2 separate regions of the Homo sapiens genome follow, and region 1 is linked to region 2. A link is a loop called in an ENCODE intact Hi-C map of the cell type or tissue named here. Cell type or tissue: PC-9. All regions are shown on one strand. Links, peaks and the distances in the headings refer to the core of each region. The heading gives the core; the rest is flanking DNA. Region 1 overlaps CRTAM (cytotoxic and regulatory T cell molecule). Region 2 has its middle 35 kb from the start of SNORD14E.

The links. Hi-C counts contacts between places; a loop is a spot of excess contacts. Peaks named below come from ENCODE experiments on the same cell type or tissue, not always from the same donor. Only the 100,000 strongest peaks of a DNase experiment are listed, where the experiment ranks them.
Region 1: it touches region 2 in a loop (16-fold over the local background); 98 of 110 quality-filtered maps call a loop at or near these places.

Annotation. Positions count from the first base shown.
Region 1 is chr11:122,858,944-122,866,943 of GRCh38, reverse strand. CRTAM (cytotoxic and regulatory T cell molecule) reads right to left here. Exons shown (of 10, transcript NM_019604.4): 6 at 4,400-4,480; 7 at 2,225-2,308. Among named protein-coding and RNA genes, the nearest start is that of JHY, 20 kb to the left of the region's middle. In PC-9, for the core only: CTCF peaks have their summits at 2,842 and 3,048; DNase peaks (open chromatin) are centred at 398 and 5,103; H3K27ac peaks cover 3,212 bases.
Region 2 is chr11:123,014,690-123,031,225 of GRCh38, reverse strand. It overlaps the pseudogene SAE1P1. Among named protein-coding and RNA genes, the nearest start is that of SNORD14E, 35 kb to the left of the region's middle. In PC-9, for the core only: CTCF peaks have their summits at 7,710, 7,914 (motif pointing right), 9,845 and 10,044; a DNase peak (open chromatin) is centred at 7,905.

The DNA.
Region 1 (8,000 bases), core at 1-8,000, 160 kb after region 2:
GGCTAAATCAGATGAGCTTGTGAAAATATTTCTAGCCAGGTGCAGTGGCTCATGCCTGTAATCCCAGCACTTTGGGAGGCTGGGATGGGAGGGTTGCTTGAGGCCAGGAGTTTGAGACCAGCCTGGGCAACATAGTGACACTTTGTCTCTACAAAAATAATAATAATAAAAAATTAGCCAGGAGCAGTGGTGCACACCTGTAGTCCTAGCTACTTGGGAGACTGAGGCAGAGGATCACTTGAGTCCAGGAGTTTAAGGTTACAGTGAGCTATGACTGTGAAACTGCACTCCAACCTGGGAGACAGATGAGACCTGTCTCTTAAAAAAAAAAAAAAAGGCTTTCTAAACCTAGAATTCTGATTCTATGGGCTGTAGTCTTGCTAAATGTCCTAGTCACCTCATCTTAACCAATGAATAATTAAGGAGTGCCAGCTATGTGTAGAACATTGTGCTTGGACCTACAGAAGGCACAGTTCACATGCTTTGGGGATTAGCTGTCTCTATATATAAACAAATTAATAAAAACAAACAAAAGTAAGATATGTCAAATTCTGGATCCATATGTATTTATATCATAGTGTGTTCAGGGGTTCAGAGGCAAGAATGGTCTCTGAGGGTTGAGTTGGTCAAAAAAGTTTTCAGTGAAGATATTGGCCTTGAAGAGGGAGTAAGGAGAGGTGAGAGGAGGTCTCCTCTTCCACCAGGGGCAGTGAGGATAAACAAGGGCAGGGCGATTGAAAAGGGTTGATGTTTTCAGAGAAAAATATGTATCTCATAAGGACTTTGTAGATATGAGACTGCAGAAGTAGGTAATAGATGGCACCTAATGAGGTGTTTGGGACTCATGCTCTGTGTTGTAGACTTCAGGAAGCTATAAAGGGTTTTAGAACACAGGTATGCAGATAAAGAGATATTTTGATGGTAGGGTGCTAAAAGTGAACCAGAGGAGGAGAAACTGAAGTTATAATACTCCATGCAGGAGATGATGAGAGCCTGGATTGGGACGTTAACAGTGACAATGGACAAAATACCTGAAAGACAAGACTCAAAAGTTCTTGGAAATTGACTGATTTTATATACGTGTGTGCATATGCATATACATATACACATAGATATATTTGTACACATACATAGGAGTGATAGATAACACCAAGGTTTGGGACCCGTGTGTTGCTTTGGGGCCTGTGTGATGCTTTGGACAAGCTGATTTTGTGGGAGAAGGTGCTGTTTGGTATTTAGCAATGTTGAGTTTGGGGAAATCACAGAAAATTCAGCTACAGATACATAGAAAATGGAAAGAAATTGGGAGCAATGCTGAGGAGGATGTTCTGGAAATATAGGTATAGAAATCTTTTGCTTACTGGGCACAGTGGCTCACACCTGTAATCCCAGCTATTTGGGAGGTGGAGGTAGGAGATCTCTTGAGCCCTGGAGTTCAAGGCTGCGGTGAACATGATCGTGCCCCTGCACCCTGGCCTGGGAGACAGAGAGAGACCCTGTCTCTAAAAACAAAACAAAACCAGAAAAAAAAAAGAGAGAAATCTTTTGCCTAGTGGCAACAGGAACCATCTTGGGAATGAGTAAACTCTTTAAAAAATAAGGGAAGAACAGCCGGGCGCGGTGGCTCACGCCTGTAATCCCAGCACTTTGGGAGGCCGAGGCAGGCAGATCACCGGAGGTCGGGAGTTCAAGACCAGACTGACCAACATGGATAAACCCCATCTCTACTAAAAATACAAAATTAGCTGGGGTGGTGGCGTGTGCCTGTAATCCCAGCTACTCGGGAGGCTAAGGCAGGAGAATCACTTGAACCCGGGAGGTGGAGGTTATAGTGAGCTGGGATTGCACCACTGCACTCCAGCCTGGGCAACAAGAAAGAAACTCTGTCTCACAAAAAAAATATATATATATAAAAAAAAGGGAAGAACAAAAGATGGAGAAGTAAAATCAGAAGTACATACACATTTAAGAAGTCAGAAGAGGAAGATAAGTTAATTAATGGATACAGAGAAGCAGTGGTTAGCAACAAATAACAGAACCAGGAAAAGTATGTCAAGAAGCCGAGAGGTAACTAAATCAAGGAGGGACAAGGGAGTGATTAACCAATCATGTCCTAAAGGGCAGAAAGGTCAAGAAAAGGGAGGACTGACAAAGGCCATTGAATTTATCGATTAAGAGGTTAAAATGTCGAGTGTTTATTCTAAATGCAGTGGGTGACACTTACCGGTGGTCAAGTCAGGATCTTGAGTGGTTTGTTCTTTCTCTTCCTTGTCAATCTCCGATGTACTAGAATCTTCCGTTACTGAGACTAAAGTGAAAGAAGATAAAACATGAGCTATGCATGCATTATATACATGTGACTACATACAACTGTAGTTACGTAAGTCTTCCCAGAGCAGCTTGGGAAGCCAAATTTAAAAACAGTACTGAGATCATTTGTGAACTATGGATTTCTTGCAAACATAATTGCAAATGGCTAGGCTCACTTTGCCTTATTTTTTTAAGGTAAATGTTTTGGGCATTTACTCTGTGCCTGGCCTTGAACTGAGCACTTGGTATATATTATTTCTCACCACAGCTCTGAGAAAACGGAGGTTTAGAGCAGTTATGTAAAGTACCTAAAGTCCTGTAGCAAATAAGTGGCAAAGCCAATACATAAACTCTGTTTTACCTAACTCTAGAGCCCAGCATTTAAACCATTATTTCATATTTCCATCCTGAATCAGGCCTATTAGGGAGAAGGTCTTTAGGATGCTTCAAGATAACAACTGAACACCGAGGAACGGCATTCCAAGCTTTAATTATAGAAAACCTACAGCCTGAAATTTATGTTGAAATATAGCTTCAGTTATTCAAACCTCTGCTTGCCTCCCCATTAGAAGTGGGATGTACTATGATGTTTTTTCTAGATAAGATAAATTATAAAAAATCAGAAACTGTGTGGTTTTTTTTTCCAGATTTTACTGCTGATGTTTCCAATTTCCTTTTTTCTCTCTGCAGTTTCTTGCTTTTTAGTCCATTGCACAGCGCCACTATGTGGACCCCGAGGGGAATGAAGCCTCCCATTCTATTGAAAATGGGTATTAAATGTAATAAAATCGTAGAAATGGAAAGCTGAAAGGAATTTTAGAAACCCTATTTTAAAAGTCTTATATATGAAAAAGCAGAGCAGAAAATTGAGTTGCTCAGTAGCAAGCCGTTAAAGATTACTAGATTCTAAACACGTTTACAAATATTGGATTATTAAAGCAAGTGATGTGGCTGTTCCACTTCATAATATTTTCAATTTCCATTGTCCTTCAAAAAATTGTATGGTACATGTTGTATTTATCAGTGTTTAGAAATCCCAAACATTTACTTTTAAATATTATTTAGGATACAAATTTTTAAAAATATGATCTGATACTCAGAACTATGAACATGATAATGCTCTGAAAGCCCTTATTCCAACAAATGAAATTATTATTGACACATTACATGAAATGGAAAGAGAATATGTAGGAATTTATGCCTTTCTGGATGAGGCTAATAGTCTTGCTCAAAGCACCATAACCAATTCTTTCTTTCTTTCTTTTTCTTTCTTTCTTTCTTTTTCTTTCTTTCTTTCTTTCTTTCTTTCTTTTTCTTTCTTTCTTTTCTTTCTCTCTTTCTTTCTTTTTCTTTCTTTCTTTTTCTTTCTTTCTTTTCTTTCTCTCTTTCTTTCTTTCTTTCTTTCGTAATTCATTTTCTGAGAAGCTGCTATTGCTGGATACTATGCTAGGTAAAATACAAAGTTAAATTAGATATACAATCATTGCTCTGAGTTAACCTCTAGTGAGTTCACTGTCTAAAAAATTGGAATTATAATCCAGGCTTTCTAAATTATTCTGTATTTGTAGTTCAATCCCATCATCAAAAATGACCTGAGTTATTGACAATCAAGTAATTGATGTGCCTTCAGAGGTGATTTTGTTATTCAATGACAACACCAAATCTCCAGCTTCTGCTTCTTTTCTCTTTGTTGATACCAAGTCTGTGTTTTGTGTTTGGTGTGCTTCAGATGGGAAAACAAAGAAACGAGTCTCTCTATAAATGAATTCAACTTTGTCCTTTACTGCAGAGGAAATTCAAATGTCACAGTCGTGAATGTGTGTGTGTACATGTGTACATCTCTATCTCAGGCAAACTAGAACTGAACTTGCAAAGCTTTATGTCAGCCTGAAGCCCATCCCACTAAGTATTCCGATGCCTGATGTGGTTCTTCTCTAGGATGGTACAAAGCTGGAGCCAGTTGGAGGGGCCTGTATGGTCTTAGTAAAAATTAAAACAAAAAATATTCTTAAAACTTAGAATGAGAAAAATAACCTTCCCAAGGAAACGTGATTTTTTAAAAACAAGTTTGAATGATTTTGACACTTACCAGTACTGGTGGGCTGCTGTGGGTCTTGAGAGGATAGAGAGTTTCTCTCCAGAGCATCTGAAGCTGTCTCTTCATCAGTAACTAGGAAAGGGGAAAAACAAAATTCTGCTACTATAGAGAGCAGTTTTACCCACATTGTGCTCAGTAAAAGAGATTGGAGAATATATTTAGCGGCTACCTGCTTGTAGAGGTTGTGCAGAAACCCCAGAACTGTGTGTTCTGTGGCTCCTGCTCTGGTTTTTGAATCTGTATCCCACTGAGTGTCCATCTGCTCACCTGCCTGGCTTAAAGCACAGCATGCTGGACCTCTGTGTGGTGGCAGTGGTAGGCAAAGAGTATTCACTGTTTCTATCTGTGTCCTTCTATCCATCAATCAATCCCTCTGTCTGTTTATCTACCCATCCACCTATCTATCTACCTATTAGATGGCTTTGGAATCAGCCTCAGACTGGGCTGAATTCCAGTGCTGCTATTTACCTGCTCCTGAATGAGTTGGACAAGATACCCGACCTAGCACTTTTTTTTCTCTTATCTGTAAAATGGAGATACTGACAGCATTTACCTCTTCGAGTGTTTTGTGAGAATTAGTAAGTTCATTTATATAACATGTTTAGTACAATGCCTAGCTATTTATGAAGCACAGTGCTAAATGTTATTGTATAACATTAATCAATGCTTAGGAATGTTTCCAGAGGGTCAGCCTAGTATAGGTTTTACCAGTCATTGAACAGGTTTTACCAGCCACATCCAGGAAGCATGTAATAACTGTGCCTGTCACTTTACAAATACTAACACTGACATGTCGGGTGGGCACAGTGGCTCACACCTGTAATCTCAGCACTTTGGAAGGCTGAGGTGGGTGGATCGCCTGAAATCAGGAGTTCAAGACCAGCCTGGTCAACATGGTGAAACCCCATCTCTACTTTAAATACAAAAAACTAGCCGGGCGTGGTGGTGTGTGTGTGTTTGTAATCCCAGCTACTTGGGAGGCTAAGGCAAGAGAATTGCTTGAACCTGGGAGGCAGAGGTTGCAGTGAGCCAAGATGGCACCACTGCACTCAAGCCTGGGCGACAGAGCGAGGAGACTCCCTCTCAAAAAAAAAAAAAAAAAAAAAAAAAAAAAATATATATATATATATATATATATATATATATATACGTATATGTATGTGTGTGTGTGTGTATATATATATATACTGACACGTCACAGGTGGTTCATGTTTTTATAAAATTTGTGAGTGCTTCTTGGTGTTTATTTAATCAAATAATTTTCCATGGTTTTGAAAACATATCTGGTTAATCAAACATTCAAACTGTATGAAAAATATAAAAATACCTGAATTGTGTGTAAGGGCTCTGAGGAAAGAAAGAATTACTAAGGAAACATTATAGAGATAATAGTATAGACTATAAGGCTAAAATGAACTCTGACCACACAGGTGCCAGAGAAAATTGAAGAAAGAGGAGAGCTGCTGGCAATGAAAAGAGGGAAAAGCTGGAATGCTAGTCAAATAGAAGTACTGGGAATAAATTTTAAGAAGAATATGGGGCCGGGCACAATGGTTCATGCCTGTAATCCCAGTTCTGTGGGGGGCCGAGGCAGGCAGATTGCTTAAGCCCAGGAGTTTGAGACCAGCCTAGGCAACATGGCAAGACCCCATCTCTACAAAAAAATAGCTGGGCATGGTGGTGCGCCCCTGTAGTTCCAACTACTCAGGAGGCCAAGGTAGGAGGATCATCTGAGCCCAGAGAGGTCGAGGCTGCTGTGAACCGTGATTACACCATTGCGCTCCAGCCTGGGTGACAGAGTGAGACCCTGTCTCAAAATTTTAAAAAAGAAGAAGGACATCACTGGGGACATATAGAATAAAATTTATCAATAGTGATTTAAATCTTCTAACATAGTATATACTATGTGAATTCAGAAAATTATGTTTATGTACAAAACAAGTTTTATCTATACATATTTAAAACTAGACTCTGTATTTACTTTGATTTATCCTGTTAATTAACAAGCTAGCAAACTATTGCATTTAGACTGAATGTTGTTTTAATTGGGTGGATACTGGCACATGATGATCTACCCCCCTAGTTGGTCAGAATATTGTAGACCTCTGCTATCCAATATGGTATGCACTAGCTCCAACGACTATTTAAATTAAAATTAATTAAAATGAAAATATATTAAAAATTTAGGCCAGGTGCAGTGGCTCACACCTGTAATCCTAGCACTTTGGAAGGTGAAGGCGGGCAGATCACCTGAGGCCGGGAGTTCAAGACCAGCCTGGTCAACATGGTGAAACCTGACTCTACTAATAAAAACACAAAAACTAGCTGGGCATGGTGGTGGGCACCTATAATCCCAGCTACTCAGGAGACTGAGGTGGGAGTATTGCTTGAACCTGGGAGGCAGAGGTTGCAGTGAGCTGAGATAGCACCATTGCACTCCAGTCTGAACGACAAGAGCAAGACTCCATCTCAAAAAATAAAATAGCTCCTCATTTGCAATAGTCACACTTAAAGTTCAAATTTCGGACAACTTGTATCCACCACTGTGAGTTTGACAACCTCCAAATGCTTAAAGATTTCTGATGAGATCGGTGATGATATTAATGAATGTGATTTTGATGCTGAAATATATCAACATTGGAAAGTTCTGTAGAACTTAGTGAATCAGTATTTTCCAAATGACTAAAACATAATGTTAGAAAAATCATGCCTGGGTAAAAATTCTAAGCAAAGTGTAAGACAGTTCAGTGGGTTTTAATATAACAGTATGAAAAGTTCATTGACATGGGCCCAGAGTCCACATAGCAACTAATCTTTAAGAAACTACTACTTGTTGAGTTTTGGTGTAACATCAAAGAAGAATAGCCACAATTATCTGAACCAGCTATTAAAATATTCTACCCTTTTCCAATTATATATTTGTGTGAGATTGAATTTTTATATATTTATTTAAAGCAAAATAACATTTTGGAAGAGATCGAATGCAAAAGTTACAAGAACCTAATTGTTTTCCGTTAAGCTAGACATTTATGAGATTTTCAAAATGTAAAAAAATGACATTTTCACACTAATCTTTTCAGTGTTACAAAATATACTTTTTTTTTCATTAAAATATGTCATTTCTGGGCCGGATGCGGTGGCTCACGCCTGTAATACCAGCACTTTGGGAGGCCGAGGCAGGTGGATCACCTGAGGTCAGGAGTTCAAGATCAGCCTGCCCAACATGGCGAAACCCCATGTCCACTAAAAATACAAAAAAATTAGCCAGGTGTGGTAGCAGGAGCCTGTAATGCCAGCTACTCAGGAGTCTGAGGCAGGAGAATCACTGGAACCCAGGAGGCGGAAGTTGCAGTGAGCTGAGATCGGGCCACTGCACTCATCTCAAAAAATAAGTGCACTCCATCTCAAAAAATAAAATAAAAACAAATATGCCATTTCTGTTAACATGTAGCAGATTTATTATTTTAAAATAAATTGACAGATACATATTTTTTTAATTTCTCAGTTTTAATTTCTAATAGGTAAATATTGACAGACATCACCTATATAAGTAAAAGTTCTTTGGGGTTCTCGATTATTTTTAAGATTGTAG
Region 2 (16,536 bases), core at 3,242-11,241:
TGCCAGTGACAGATGAAAAGTAGCATCTCAGTATGGTTTTATTTTGCATTGCTCTTATTATGAGTGAAACAGTATATCTTCTCATGTGTTGGATGCCATTTTAATTTTTTTCTGCTGTAAACTGCCTATTCAAATCTTTGGATGTACCTTTAAGTATATTGACACACAACATTTAATCTCAAAACTAGCCAATGAGGGTTAGCATCATTATTCCCCTGTATAAAGATGAGGGAATGGCAGATTAGAAAGTTTAAGCAATTTACCCAAGGTTACACAACTAATATGTGACTGAAGTCAAGCTGCCCAACTGTTAGGCCCTGTGGATTCTCCATAGATCTATTTCCAGGAGTAAAACTTGGAGCTCCTGTGTTTTGCTTTTAATAAAGGGTCAGTGTGTGGATTCCCATCTCTGAGACAGGACTGCTTCAGGAGGTCTGTCATGATTGGGCCTGAGGGTGGTTAGCTGTACTTGTAATGAGGCGGATGGTAACTCATGTGTCACCTAGGAGCACCCAGCAGACTAGGGCATTTTTGAATCTCAATGCAGAGGACAATGGGGAGAGACCTGCAACCTATTTAATTCTGTTAGAGAATCAGTGAGGTGCTTGATGAAGCCATTAACTGGGGTTCGTGTCTCCATTCTACTTATACGACTCCAGGAGGGCAAATGCTGATGGAAATTTATTGATTTCTTTTTCTGCCTTTACCGAATGGGTCAAAAACATGGTATAACGCTGCTGGTTCCAATTAAAATCACCTGTTAGCTTACAAAGGTTGGCCCTCTTCACCCTCCCCTTCCTCCCCCCATTTAAAAAGGGTTTAAAAGATTTTCATTTAATTGATTTGCTGTAAAAATGCCTTTTACAATTACCCAGATAAACTAGGCGTCACCTGTGGAGTAAGAGCCAATTTGAGCTGTTTATCAAGACTTCGCCTCTGGCCACTTCTCACCCTGGGATCTTGAGTCTCTGTATTGATAGCTTACATCTGTCAACATTGGATATTTTTAGTGGGCTGCAGAAAGCTTTTAGGGAGATGGGGATGGTGGGGCTGCATCTTTGAGCAGGTGAAGAAAGCATGATGGGGTTTTTTTGTTTGAAATGAGAATGCCCTATTATGCTGAAAATAAGTTCAGAAAATTAGCCCTGCATCCATATGCCTAAAGGTAATCAGAGTTGACCCCATTTAAATACCAGTGGGCCTCAGGAAATGGAAAAATGGGCAGTGAATAAAATTTGTCCAGTAATAAAATTTGCCCAGTTTCCCTTGGTTTTGTGTCGAGCTGTGCTTAATGTTAGGAAGAAGTTGAGGAGCCTCTGTAAGAGTTGTCTATGAAGTGACATTTGTGTCCTTTCAGCTGATATTACAGGAAGTAACAGGCAGGTGGAAACACAGAAAGAAAGACACAGAGACATTTATTCTAGGTCGTGTGTATTTCTGAAACTGTAAACTCAAATTCACTTGATTATGGAAATGGCGTTAGTTCTAGCTAAAAAAATTGTGGGCAAAATTAGTGCCAGATGGCTGGGTGTGGTGGCTCACGCCGGTAATCCCAGCACTTTGGGAGGCTGAGGCAGGTGGATAACCTGAGGTCAGGAGTTCAAGACCAGCCTGGCCAACATGGCAAAACCCTATCTCTACTAAAAATATGAAAATTAGCTGGGCATGATGGCAGGTGCTTGTAATTCCAGCTACTTGAGAGGCTGAGGCAGGAGAATCACTTGAACCTGGGAGGTGGAAGTTGCAGTGAGCTGAGATCTCGCCATTGCACTCCAGCCCGGGCAACAGAGGGAGACTCCGTCTCAAAAAAAAAAAAAAAAATTAGTGCCAGAAAACAAAAGACAAGTACACATGGGAGGGAAGAAGTAAATTCTAGAAAGTATAGACCAGTATTCTTGAAATTGATCATGGCAAAACTCCAGAATACATTACAAAAACAATGTTTTGTAAGTCTTTGAAAGAGGTTTGTCATTCATTTAGCATGAAGTATAATTTCCATTTTGTCTGTGATCAAACTGGCTCATCAGGGACGTGCTGTAGAAACAAGGTGATTGAAGAGAATAAATGATAGGTCATTTATGAAAGCTCTTGACACACAGCAGAGGCACAGTAATTACCAGTTGCTCTCCTTCAGGCATTCATAATAGTCATCAGAGGATGGGCGTGGTGGCTCACACCTGTAATCCCAGCACTTTGGGAGGCTGAGGCGGGTGGATCACCTGAGGTCAGGAGTTTGAGACCAGCCTGGCCAACATGGTGAAACCCCCGTCTCTACTAAAAATACAAAAATAAGCCAGGTGTGGTGGTGGGTGCCTGTAGTCCCAGCTACTCAGGAGGCTGAGGCAGGGGAATCGCTTGAACCCAGGTGGCAGGCTTCAAAACAAGCATATGAAAAGATGTTTAATATCATTGGCCATAAGGGAATTGCAACCCAAAACAACAATGAAGTACCATTACACACCAATCAAGATGGCTACAGTAAAAAAGACTACTAATAATAAGTGTTAGCAAAGATATTAAACATTTGAACTCCTCATACACTGTTGGTAGGAATGTAAAATAGTGCAGTCGCTTTGCGATTCCTCAAAAAGTTAAACATAGCGTTACCATATGACCTAGAAATTCCACTCCCAGGTATGTACCAAGAGAAATGAAAACACACATCCACACAAAAATGCATACATGAATGTTCATAGCAGTGTTCTTCATAATAGCCAAAAAGTATCAACGCTCCAAATGTCCAACTATTGAATGGATAAATAAAATGTGGCATATCCATATAACGGTATATTAGTCAGCCATAAAGTAATGAAGTACTGATACATGTTGCAACATAGAAGAACCTTGAAAACATTATGCCAAGTGAAAGAAGCCAGTCACAAAAGACCATATTGTATGATTCTATTTCTATGAAATGTCTATAGGCAAATCTATAGAAATAGAAAGCAGACAGGTGGTTGCCTAGGGCTTGGGGGAGGGAGTTTGGGGAGAAATATGGAGTGACTACTAATGGATATGGGATTTTGCCTGGTTGACAGAAATGTTCTAAAATCTATTTTGGCAATGGATGCTCAGCTGTGGATATACTAAACGCTATTCAACTGTACATTTTAAAGGGGTGAATTGTATGGTACGTGCCTAACATCTCAATAAAGCTGTTGAAAAATTCTCTTCTCATAGTGCTCATATCTTAGTGGAAAGCAAAAGGATTCAACCTTCTAAGGATCTTTCCAATCTGTCCACTTCTCTTTGTCCAGCACGTTACCATCTCCTCTTTGGATCACCACAAAAGCCTCCCGCCTCTTCTGGCTCCAGTGTGGCCTGCTGTGAATCTCCTCTATAAATCTCCACTTTGCTGCCTTAGAAATCTTTCTGAAGGGCCATTGAGATGCTCCTCCTGCCTCCATCTCACCACGGCTTCCACAGCCTTAAAGGTGAAGTCCAGGCTCTTTCACTCCACTGAAAAGGCCCTGTATGATCTGGTCCCTACTAATCTCTGACTTCATTTCTCACCACTCATCACTTGGGCCACGAACTCTTTCAGTTTTGCAAATCTCTTTGCCCTGTCTCAATTCCAGGCTTTTGCAAAGCCTGATTGTTCTGCCTTTTGGGTCTCAGCTCACATGCCACTTGTTCTGGAAGCTTTTTTCTTAAATACTCCCCGTCTTCACACAGTAGAGCCCTGCCCCCGCAACAGGTGTGTGCCCATTCATTTCCTAGACTTACTGCGTGCCAGGCACCTTTTTTTGTTTGAGACAGGGTCTCGCTCTGCCACCCAGGCTGGAGTGCAGTGATGTTATCGTGGCTCACTGCAGCCTTGACTTCTCAGGCTCAATTGGTCCCCCAGCCTTAGCCTCCCAGGTAGCTGGGACTATAGTGCATGCCACCATGCTCAGCTAATTTTTTTTTTTTTATTTTACTGTAGAGACATGGTTTTACCATGTTGTCCACGCTGGTCTCAAACTCCTGAGCTCAAGCGATTCACCAGGCACCATTCTAAGTGCAACGTTATAAAATTAACTCCTTTAATTTTCACAACAACCATATGATGTAGATACTATTATTATTCTTATTGTACAGATGAGAAAATTGAGGCATAGAGAGGTTAAGTAACTTTCCCAAAGTCACACAGCTGGTGATGGAGCACGGATTTGAACCCAGACAATATGGCTCTAGAATTTGTGCTAACTGCCATGTTCTGTGGCCTGAAATTGCTTAACACATCTTGGCACTTATTATACACTGTAATTGACTCTTTAATTATATCTCCATGTGACTTTTAGTTTATGGGAGGTAGGAATTATGTCTGGCTTTTTCATTATTGTGTTCCCAGCATGAGGCCTAGCCCATAGTTTTTTAATTAAAAAGAAGAATGAACAAACTAATTAATTAATTAAGATAGAGATATGTGAGATGTACAAGAAGAAAGTTATTGGATTTCTAGCTCATAGAAGGACAATGTTCTGATTAATTGATATTATGTTAAAAGTTCTCTAACGTACAGGATACATATTTCTTGAGAAATTATATTCTGGTTAAAGTGCCTTATACACAGTGGATGGTTCATAATTCTTGCTTAGTTTTTTACAACTTTTTATTGTAAATTATGTAAGATTTACAAAAATAGTACAAAGAATTTCTATATCCTCTTTACCTAACTTCTCCAAATGTTAACATATGATATAATAACAGTACAAAGATAAAATTGGGAAGTTAACATTACTACTTAATTCATTGCTATCTCATTTAATTCTCATTATCTGTTTCAATACTGTCCTTTTGTTTTTTGAGACAGAGTCTTGCTCTGTCGCCCAGGCTGGAGTGCAATGGCACGGTCTCGGCTCACTGCAACCTCCGCCTCCTGGGTTCAAGCAATTCTCCTGCCTCAGCCTCCGGAGTAGCTGGAATTACAGGGGCCCGCCACCATGCCTGGCTAATTTTTGTATTTTTAGTAGAGATGGGGTTTCACCGTGTTGCCACACTGGTCTTGAACTGCTGAATCTTGTGATCCGCCCACCTCGGCCTCCCAAAGTGCTGGGATTACAGGCGTGAGCCACTGCATCTGGACTCAATACTGTCCTTTTTATGATCCATGATCCAAACCAGGATTACACATTGCCTTTATTTATTAGCCTGTTTTAAGCTGGGACGATGTCTCAGTTTTTCTTTATCTTTTCCAACCTTGACACCTTTGAAGAGCAGCTGTCAGTTATTTTGTGGAACATCCCTCCATTTGGGTATGTCTGCATTCCTTGCAGACATTAAATTCAGGTTATGCATTTTTGGTAAGGATACCACATAAGGGATGCCATGTCCTTCTCAGTGCATCATATCAGGAAGCACACAATAAGCTTTAATCTTGGTTAAGGCTATATATGCCACATTTCTACATTGTGAAGTTATGACATTTCTCACTGTAATTAATAGGCATCTCATGGAAAAATACTTAGAGACTAAATAAATATCATGTTTCTGGTAATAATTTCATCCATGAATTTTAGCATCCACTGATACGTTCTTGAAAAACAATTTTTACTGTGATCTTTGCCATTGGTGACTTGCTATTTGCATCACTCCTTCTGCATTTATTAATTGGAGTATTACAGTAAGAAAGAACTTTCCTTTCTTCCTCATTTATTTGTTTATTCAATTTTTTATTTAAATAAGTATGGGCTCATGAATATTGCTTTTAATCTGTGAGTGAACATTATTATCTTTTAAACATTTTTGTTGTTCAGATTGTCCCAGATCTAGGAGTCTTACCAAGTTGGCTTGTGTCATTTCAACATGTGTCCATCATTTTTTGAGCACTTCCTTAGTTACTAGCTCCACAAGATGTCCTAAGTTCATTCTGTTCTTCCCTGCCCCAGCCGTATAATCAGCTATCTGTTTAAGTAGACCGGGTTCCTTTTTACTGGAGAATAATATTTAGAAAGAAAGATCTGCAGTGAAATCCCGTCTCTACTAAACACACACACACACACACACACACACACACACACACACACACACACACATTAGCCGGGCGTGGTGGTGGGTGCCTGTAGTCCCAGCTACTGGAGAGGCTGAGGCAGGAGAATGTCGTGAACCCGGGAGGCGGAGCTTGCAGTGAGCCGAGATCACGCCACTGCACTCCAGCCTGGGCGACAGAGCAAGACTCAGGCTCAAAAAAAAAAAAAAAAAAAAGATCTGGGCACTAGATGCTTACTGCTACTGGGGTGTCATTGTTTCCTCCCTCAGTGATCAGGGCTAGGAAATATACGTATGTGTACACTTAAACATGTCTTTACTTATTTCCCTGTCTCTCTATTAAAAACTATGACTTTGCCGGGTGCAGTGGCTCACGCCTTTAATCCCAGCACTTTGGGAGTCCGCGGTGGGCGGATCACGATGACAGCAGTTTGAGATCAGCCTGGCCAGCATAGTGAAACCCTGTCTCTACTAAAAATACAAAAATTAGCCGGGCGTGTTGGCGCACTCCTGTAGTCCCAGCTACTTGGGAGGCTGAGGCAGGAGAATTGCTTGAACTCGGGAGATGGAGGTTGTGGTGAGCTGAGATCTCACCACTACACTCTAGCCTGGGCAAAAGAGAGACTCTGTCTGAAAAAAGAAAAAACAAAAAACAAAAAACAAAAAAAACCTATTATTTTATATTGATACCTCCAGTTCCATTCCAGCTCTCAGGGTTCATTCTATTATTTCCCTTTCTTGTTTTTAATTCCTTTCTCTGACAGTAAAAAATTCGGTGGTTATTATTCACAATGTATTTACTTATTTGTTCAACACTAGATTACACATAAAACAGTTTTAGAATTTCCAACCTACAGCCTTGTGAAAAACAAATTTATTAAATACAGTAAAATTTGTGTGCTCTTTGCGTTTAGAGTACATAGTTAAATAACAGTCCAAAGTTACTTAATTCTTTTTTCTCACCTCTTTTATTGTGGTTATGTTATAAACCTGTAATAAATTGAATGCATTTTTTTTTCTTTTGAGACGGAGTTTCGCTCTTGTTGCCCAGGCTGGAGTGCAATGGCGCGATTTCGGCTCACCGCAACCTCCGCCTCATGGGTTCAAGCGATTCTCCTGCCTCAGCCTCCCGAGTAGCTGGGATTACAAGCATGTACCACCACGCCTAGCTAATTTTGTATTTTCAGTAGAGATGGTGTTTCTCCATGTTCAATGAATATTTTAAAACATAAATAGTATTTGTAAAAATATATTGAAAAACACCATATATATGGAACTGTCTTGCAGACAACTTGAAGGCTTGGAGAAATATCTCCAGGCTAAGTACTCCCAAGCCTGTAGGAGGGTTAGAACCCTCATCTCTTCCTACCTTACTCCTTTCACCGGATGTCCTTATCTGTTTCTGTATCACCTGTTTCCTTAGTCCTGTGGGAAGACATTCTCACAAGTGCTTTAAAAGTCCTGAACTTCACTCTAACCCACCTCCACTGAAGTTTCCATTGGTTTGGCCGCAGGTCAAATAAAGCCTTTTTGTTCCTTTTTTTTTGAGACGGTGTCTCGCTCTGTCGCCCAGGCTGGAGGGCAGTGGCGCGATCTCGGCTCACTGCAACCTCCGCCTCCCAGGTTCAAGCAATTCTCCTGCCTCAGCCTCCCGAGTAGCTGGGACTACAGGCGCACGCCGCCACGCCCAGCTAATTTTTTGTATTTTGTTAGAGACGGGGTTTCACCGTGTTGTCCAGGCTGTTCCCGAACTCCTGAGCTCAGGCAATCCGCCCACCTCGGCCTCCCAAAGTGTTAGGATTACAGGCGTGAGCCACCGCGCCCGGCCTTTTTTGTTACTTTTAATACCACTTTTGTCGCTGGGGAGTTTTCTACGCTATCAGCCCTACCTGGATCAAAGATCTCACTGCAATCCCTTTTCCTTTTCGCTTGTGCTGAAGATGGCCACCAGGTGGCACTTTAGAGTCTCCTTCGGCCCCATTTTGAAAGTCAGCTGCTTGGATTCGGTTGACTTTAGAAAGCAACGTATTCATGAGATGGGAAGAGATATTCTAGTTGCTTTTTAATTTTAGTTAAGAAATTTCCTGCCATTTAGGTCCAAGCAAAATGAAAAAAAGGAAGCACATTTCAGCCTCTGTCCTCTTCTTTGCCTAGGAATCTTGAACTCCTTCCATCTTCCTTTATAAAACTTCTCTCAAGGAAAAACAAACATACATATTTGTTGATAGCCAAAGCGGGTTTATCTAAGAGTGACTGAGCTCCTTGGTCTATCAGCCTCTGCAAAAGAAGCTCAGACAGGACATCAAGAGGCTGGAATCCAGGTAGAAACTCCACCACTGACTCTCAGTACTTCCTTGAGTCATTTAGCTTTTTTGGAGCTTCAGTTTTCTTATGTGTAAAACAAACGGATTGAACTCCATGCTCTCAAACACAAATCCCTCAGATGCCAGGTGGATACCATAAATCTATGAAGAGGCTGAAGAGGGGTTTAGGACAACAGGATCTTGTATCGACTAAACTAGAATTACAAAATGCATGCTCTATGAAATGCATTCAAATTTAAATTTTTAAAAAAAGATTGAAAAGACCAAACAAAATACCTCTGGGCATTGAAAGTGTTCAGAAAGCTCCTAGTGTGCAGTTTGTAGACTGGAGAATCTTTATCACTGAGGTTTCTTTTCTTTTCTTTCTTCTTCCTTCTGTCTCACTCTGCACCCAGGCTGGAGTGCAGTGGTGCAATCTTGGCTCATTGCAGCCTTGATCTTCCAGGCTCAAGGGCTCCTCCTGCCTCAGTCTACCAAGTAGCTGGAACTACAGGCACGAGCCACCATGCCTGGCTAATTTTTGTGTTTGTTTTTTTTTGTTGTTGTTGTGTTGGATTTTCACAGTGTTGTCCAGGCTGGTCTCAAACTCCTGAGCTCAAGCAATCCATACGCCTCAGCCTCCCAAAGTGCTAGGATTACAGTTGTGAGCCACCGTGCACAGCCTCACTCATGCTCTTCTATCTGTTTGAAATATTAGCCACTACCCCTGTTCTCCATCACCTCTGCATAACTAAATCCTAATTTTTTTCTTACAAAACCCACTCAAATGCCACTTACTCAAGGATGTTTCCCTTGATTTGAGTCTTTCTAAATTAAAAGATTTTTTTCTTTCTTCTGAATTCCCCTCCTTTTGGCCCTTATTGCTTTTTTAACTGTATTATTTATGTGCTGGTCATCAGTCTTTCACTACATATTTACTTTTAAGATCCTTGAGAGCAGAGTCCATGTCTAATTAATTTTATGTCTCCAACATCTGGAAAATCAGCCAACAAATATTTATTGAGTACCTAGTTGATTCATGTTTACGTGATTTTAGGCACTCAGCACAAAATTGTGGAGACTTAATAAGTGTTTGCTGAATTAATGGTATTAAATGGCCAGCCAGGATAGCAAAAATGAGAAAAGAAGATACTACCAAATGTTAGTGAACATGTGGAAGAATTGGAAATCTTATACTCTGCTGGCCCCTATAATCTTTGCACTCCAGTGTGTTCCAATCACTTTTTCACTTTTTTTTTTTTTTTTTTTTTTGCAGACAGATTCTCTCTCTGTCACCCAGGCTGGAGTGCTGTGGCACAATCTCGGCTCACTGCAACCTCAGCCTCCCAGGTTCAATTGATTCTCCTGCCTCCGCCTCCCAAATAGCTGGGACTACAGGTGTATCCCACCATGCCCAGCTATTTTTTTTTTTTTTAATTTTTAGTGGAGATGGGGTTTTGCCATATTGGCCAGGCTCGTCTTGAACTCCTGACGTCAAGTGATCTGCCCACCTCGGCCTCCCAAAGTGCTGGGATTACAGGTGTGAGCCACCATGCCCGGCCTCCCATCACTATCTTATGTTGCATGGCAAGAGGGATTTTGCAGATGTAATTAAGTTTACTAATCAGTTGATGTTACAATGGGAAGATTGAGCGGGCCCAATCTAATCCTATGAGCCGTTTAAAAGCTGAGAGTTTTCTTCAGCTGGGGGCAGAAGAGGAAGTCAGAGAGATTCAAAGCTCAAGAAGGACCTGATGCATTGCTGCTGATTTAACAATAGAGGGAGCCCCTGGGCCTGAGTGTGGCCTCTGGAAGCTAAGAGCAGCCCTCAGCTAACAGCCTGCCAGAAAATGGAGACCTCAATCCTATATAACTGCAAGGAACAATTCTGGCAACAACCTCAATGGGTTTGGAAGCAGAATGTTCCCTAGAGCCTCCCAGTGAGAACCAAGACCAGCTGACACCTTGATTTTGGCCTTGGAAGCAGAGAGACCAGTTGAGCCTGCCTGGACTTTTGACCTACAGAACTGTGAGATAATAAATGGGTACTGTTTTAACCTACTAAGTTTGTGGTAATTTTCTATGCAACAATTTCAAAACAAATACAGACACTCAAGCAGCTCTGTGGAGGGATGCACAGGGAGAGGAACTGAGGCTCCCGCTGAAAGCCAGCACCAACTTGCTGGCTATGTGAGTGAGCCACCTTGAAAACATGGATCTCTGTCCCCAGTCAAGCCTTCACATGACTGCAGCCCTGCTGACATGTTGACCACCACTTCATGAGAAGGTCTGAGCCAGAAACACCCAACCAAGCTGCTTTGGAATTCCTGACTCACATACATCATTAGAGATAAAAATTGATTATCATTGTTGTGAGCCACTAAGTTTTAGAGTAAATTGTTATGAAGCAATAGATCACTAATAAGCGCTCAGTAAGTGTTTACAGACTGATTGGGCACCCTAGGGCATTATAGCCAAGCAGGGAAATTTCAGGCACCTCTGATGTCTGGCGTCTCAGAATTCCAACCACACCTGCAGCCCTGTCCTCACTAAGGCAGATCCTTTACCTAACTACCTTTCCCTCCTGCCCTAAGTCCTTGCTGGAATTCCTGCCTGAGCTTCTCAGGGTCTAGACTTGCCTGAGTTGCTCTGAACATGCTTCAGTTTCCTTAGCATAAAAATGAGAGAAGGCGGGTGCAGTGGCTCATGCTTGTAAATCCAACACTTTGGGAGGGTGAAGTGGGTGGATCACCTGAGGTCAGGAGTTTAAGACCAGCCTGGCCCAACATGGTGAAACCTCATCTCTGCTAAAAAAAAAAAAAAATAGCCAGGTGTGGTGGCACACGCCTGTAGTCCCAGCTACTCCAGAGGCTGAGGCAGGAGAATCAATTGAACCCGGGAGGCAGAGGTTTCAATGAGCCGAAATCACACCACTGCACTCCAGCCTGGGCAACAGAGCAAGACTCCATCTCAAAAAGAAAAAAAAAAAAAAAGAAAGAAAGAAAAGAAAAGAAAAAGAGATAAAAATTTTTTTCTTAAAATGAGAAAAAACATTTTTACTTCACAAGAGTGTTGTAAATTAAGCAATAGTGGTATGAACACAAAACACGATACAGGCATTAAAAAGATAGAGAAAAGCTCTCTATAGACAGATGTGGAACACTGACCAAGACTGTTATCAATAACAGACAACAGATATATTTTTAAATGAAAAAAGCAAAAGGTTTCAAACTGTTAGGAAAACTATGTTTAGAATATCTCTGTTAGGAAAACTATATTTAGAATATCTCTGGTAATAAAGATTGCCTTTGTCTTGTTACCTAAGATTGACTTTCTTTTTTTCCTAAAGCAAGTAACTTTATTATCATTCCTTTAAAAAGAACCAAGGAAAATTCAGAACATATGTGAAACACAAACAGCTGTGGTTTAGGAGGTAAACAGAGGACCAACACAGCCCTGAAATGCAACAGCCTCTGAGTGGCCTGGGCCGCATGGGTGACTGGGGTTGTGTTAAAAGGGCAAGCTCCTGCCTCCTAGCCCTGAAGCCCCAGGAACCTGCCTTGAAAGACAAGCTCTCCCACTAATACTCAACTTGCAGGGTCTCGCCCTAACATCCAAGACTTGGTAGCATCTCCTTTCTCCCAAAACCCAGCTGGAACTCAACGAATCCTAAACGAAAACTCAAGAACGGCACACCAGATGCCACCTGTTGTTCGTCAGGGTCTCAAACTCCAGAGGAAATGCATTTGCCTGTCATGGGTTTCCTCTCTAAGGGCACCTGTCTGAACTTGGAGCTGTGCTTCCACTGGTGCCTCATGGGGCCTGGGCCTACTCTCCACCTGAAGTCACGCTCCTCTCTGTAAGACATCAGGTGGGGAGTTAAGTCCAAGAAGGTGGCAAGAGGCTCCTAAGCAACAGAGCATGCTCGTTCCTGGCAGGCATCTCCCATAATACCCTAGAGGGCTGGCGAGGCCGTGACAGCATAAGGACAGAGAAGGGGCAGAGGGGTGCTTGGAAGTGCTTATCACTCAGGGGAGCTGGCAGGCCTGGGACAGCAGGCAGTCTGAACAGTGCTGGAACAAAGACAGCTGCCCTGCACCCCTTGTCAAGCAGCTGCGGGTGATGGGAAGCAGCATGACGGCACCACCTCCTTCGTCGCAGGAAATGTTTTGTACTGGGCCGATGACTTCAGTTTTCCTTGCCTGGAGATGCCTTCACGAAGGAGGGGGACAGGGAATACAGGCAGGCATGTTGCAATTGGCATCTCCAGGGCTGCCAAGTCTTGGGTTCACTTGGGGCCAAGCCACTCCAGAATCCCATTCCCCTTCATGCCATTGAAGAAGAAGTTGTGAGGAGGGTCCTGCTGAGACAGGGCCTTCACAATTTCCTGTGCCAAAATCCCTCCAACCACCGCACACACTGGGGCCATCTCAGAGAAGAAGTACGTGATAAAGCGCGGGTCAGGAATAATACCCAGTGAGTCAAGCACATCGTTTCGTATCTGGAGCAACAACTCGGAATCTTCCCCGTGTGTATCAGAACTGGGATCTCTTCCTTTATCTGTGCGGAACTTTAGGAGCACTTGAAGGAGAAAGTGGTCGGAGGTCGTGCGCTTCAGAGCAGCCTTTGCTTTCTTACTGCTCCAGTCCACCTCCAGCGCTTCTTTAACGGGGCAGAAGACCACCTTCTTCTTGACCATCGTTGTCTCAGAAGAATCAAGTTTTACTCTCTTGGTATCAGGCCCATCTTCTACTCCTTGGCTAACTTTAGCAACTTTAGTTTTCTCCTCTACAAACTCATGTTCTCCTAGATTGGCAAATGTGTATCCATGGTAGCTAAAAACATCTCCTGCAAAGAACTTGATGCTATTTTTGTGACAGATCTGGTCAACCTTAACTATGACAGCCCTGGAGCAGCAAGTCAACACACAGCATCAAATTGAGTGAAAAATGACTCTGGTTTCTTCTCTATATCCTCAGTGTCCAACTTCACATCCACCATGGGGTTAAGATTCTGAGCTCGCTCCAAAGAGGCTTCAGCCCTATTTCGGCCAACAGACCCAATACGAATCAAGAACTGAGCTCCGGGTTCTTCTGGAGATATCTGTTTGTGATCCAGCATGGTCAGTCCTTTCACTCCTGCCAGGATGAGATTCTTGGCAATTTCAGCCCCGAGTCCTTTCATGCCTGCAAGAAGCACCTGGGAGGCCCGCAGCCATTTCGGGGCCTCCAGTCCCCAAAGGCAGATCTGCTGGTCATACTGCGCCTGCCTCCTCCTGGCTGATGCCACCTCCAGCCTCCTCCTTCTCCACCATGGTGCCGGCTCTTCCTGCCTCAGCTTCGGTCCCGCTCATGCCAACTGCCCGCCAGCCCCGCGCACCATCAACCCATTTTTTTTTTTTTTTTTGAGATGGAGTCTTGCTCTGTCGCCCAGGCTGGAGTGCAGTGGTGAGATCTTGGCTCACTGCAACCTCTGCCTCTTGGGTTCAAGTGATCCTCTTGCCTCAGCCTCCCGGGTAGCTGGAACCACAGGTGCGAGCCACCTCACCTGACTAATTTTTGTATTTTTAGTAGAGACGGGCTTTTGCCATGTTGGCCAGGCTGGTCTCGAACTCCTGACTCAAGTGATCCATCTGCCTCGGCCTCCCACAGTGCTGGGGTTACAGGCGTGAACCACGGCGCCTGACCCAAAATTGCCTTTTGAGAAGAGAATTGGATGGTTGGGGATGGGGAGGAGGGAGAGCTCTTTTTACTGTATAGCTTTTTGTACCTTTTGAATTGGGAACCACGTGCCATGTATTATCTGTTAAAAATAAAAATTCCTTCCTTGGATGGAGATGATAGGAGCTGACCGATTTTCAGCTCGCCTGCTCCCTCCCTTAACACATTCACATGCAGCTAGAACTCGCTCCGTACTCGCCTTCTGTTCCCGAGTATACTGGAACCTACAACCAAACGCTCTCCTTACAACCACATGGCTGCAGCATTTGTACAAAGGCAACGGTGCATCTGCTGCACTCACAGACATCCCCCGCACAGACCCAACGAGCATGCAGTCTTGTGTGTATGTGTGTGCTTGTGTGTACATATATCCATGTGTGCCTTTGACCCAGCCCCTACCCTCTCCCTTTATCCGTATCTGCTTCCTGGGTGTGTATACCTGGGTGGAGGTCCCTAATTACAAGGTGAAATAGGTTAAAAGTCTCCTACTCTGAAGCACTAAATGGGCCTAATTACAAGTGACTGTAAAACTCTAATTATAAGAGGACACATTAGTTGGAAAAAAAAGGAGAAGGCAGCAGAACTGAAAAGAAAAGACCTGAGTGACACATGTAGCCCCCTTAGACAGTTGAGAAAAAGAGGCTTAATTGCCCTTTGATAAAACTGGGGCAGTGAGAAAACAGTGGGAGGGGTGGGGAGGGGCCAGTAATCAAAGGAGACTCCTGCAGACAAGACCTCTCCCCAGGGAGCTCTCCCCGCCACCCCACCATTTCTCTCATAACTGTCACTTGCCTTCCACTGCTGGTGGGACAGAGGAGGAGGAAGTTGTTACTTGCATCCAGCTTACTCCTTCATCTACTCTCTGAGCTTCCTCAGGAATCCCAGGTCCTTGGTCCCCTTCCACCTATCAAAATCCATTCTCTCAGGTCCCACAGGAATGGCCTTGTGAACAGGACACACATTCTGATCCTGACCTAGCTACTCACTAGCTCTGTGACCTTTGTGAGGCACATACCCTAAATAAACCTGTTTCATCAATTCCAAAGTGGGCTGGTAACATCTCTCTCTTACGGAGCTGTGAAGACGCACAGAATGGTATATGAGAAAGTGCTTTGTAAATGGGAAATCCTTGCACTGTTATTAGCCATTAGGGACTGGATTCACTGGACCAGATCGAATGTTCTTGGAAGACAGGAATCATGTCTTAGTCATTTCTGCTTTCAGGTTCCTGCCTCTGATAGGGTGGAATCAAAGAGTCATTCTCACTGTGGGGTAAATGGCAGACTATAACCACTAGGTTATCTTTCCCTTGGTGTGAACAAATGGACAAAACCTTTGGCAATGAGATGAAGCTGTGGTGGCCATACCATTAATTCTAATATTTATTGACATTTACTGTGTAGCAGGCACTATCCTAAGCAGTTTATATGTATTCTCATATTTGTTCCTCTCAATGTCCTTAAGAGGAGTATGTTATCTCCACCATCTCCATTTTAAAGATGGGAAATAGAATCTCAAGTTAAGAGACTTACCTCAAACTGCACTGCTAGTGAGTAGGGGAGCAGGACTTGAACCAAAACCTACACTCTAACTGTGTAGACTTTAGGCACCAGCCACCAGGTGGTGAATGACATTTGGGTTTTGGAGCCTTTTTTGTGTGTGCGTGACAGAGTCTCGCTCTGTCTCCCAGGCTGGAGTGCAGTGGTGAGATCTCGGCTCACTGCAACCTCTGCCTCCTGGGTTCAAGCGATTCTCCTGCCTCAGCCTCCCAAGTAGCTGGGATTACAGGTGCACGCCACCACTCCTGGCTAATTTTTGTATTTTTAGTAGAGAAGGGGTTTCACCATGTTGGTCAGGCTGGTCTCAAACTCCTGACCTCAGGTGATCTGCCCGCCTCGGCCTCCCAAAGTGCTGGGATTACAGGCATGAGCCACCGCACCCAGCCAGGACTTCTTAAGTAATCTACTCATCTATTTATAATTAAAGGCAATAAAACTGTTGATTAAAGGTCCTGATCATTATGCATTAGCCAACATTTATTCAATAAACAAGTATTTAGTACTTGCTGTCTGTATGGTGCTGTGCCCAGTAATTGAAATACATTGATAGTACATTGATAGATACTGTCTCTTCTTTCATGAAATTTTTTGAGTATTCCAGTTGAATCCAAAAACACTAGACATTTCTGTTCAGCACGCTCTTGGGTAGATAACCATACATCTATTATTAGGCCTTTTGCAATATCTGGAAAAACAATCATTCATTGAGAGAGAACTATGTGCCAGACGTGCACTGAGCACTTTATAAATACTTGCTTATTTGTTTCATGTCTCTCTTCCACCGTCACTAGAAGGCCAGCTCCATGTTTTGTTCAACATCTCTAGGGCCGACAATACCTGCCACATAATAGGTGCTCAACAAATGCTTGTTGGCCAAATAATTTATCTCTCAACAATTCTGCATGATAGATATGATTATTCTTTTTCTACTGATGAGGAAATTAAGACTCGAAGAGGCTGAATAACTTGCCCGAGTTCTTGCTA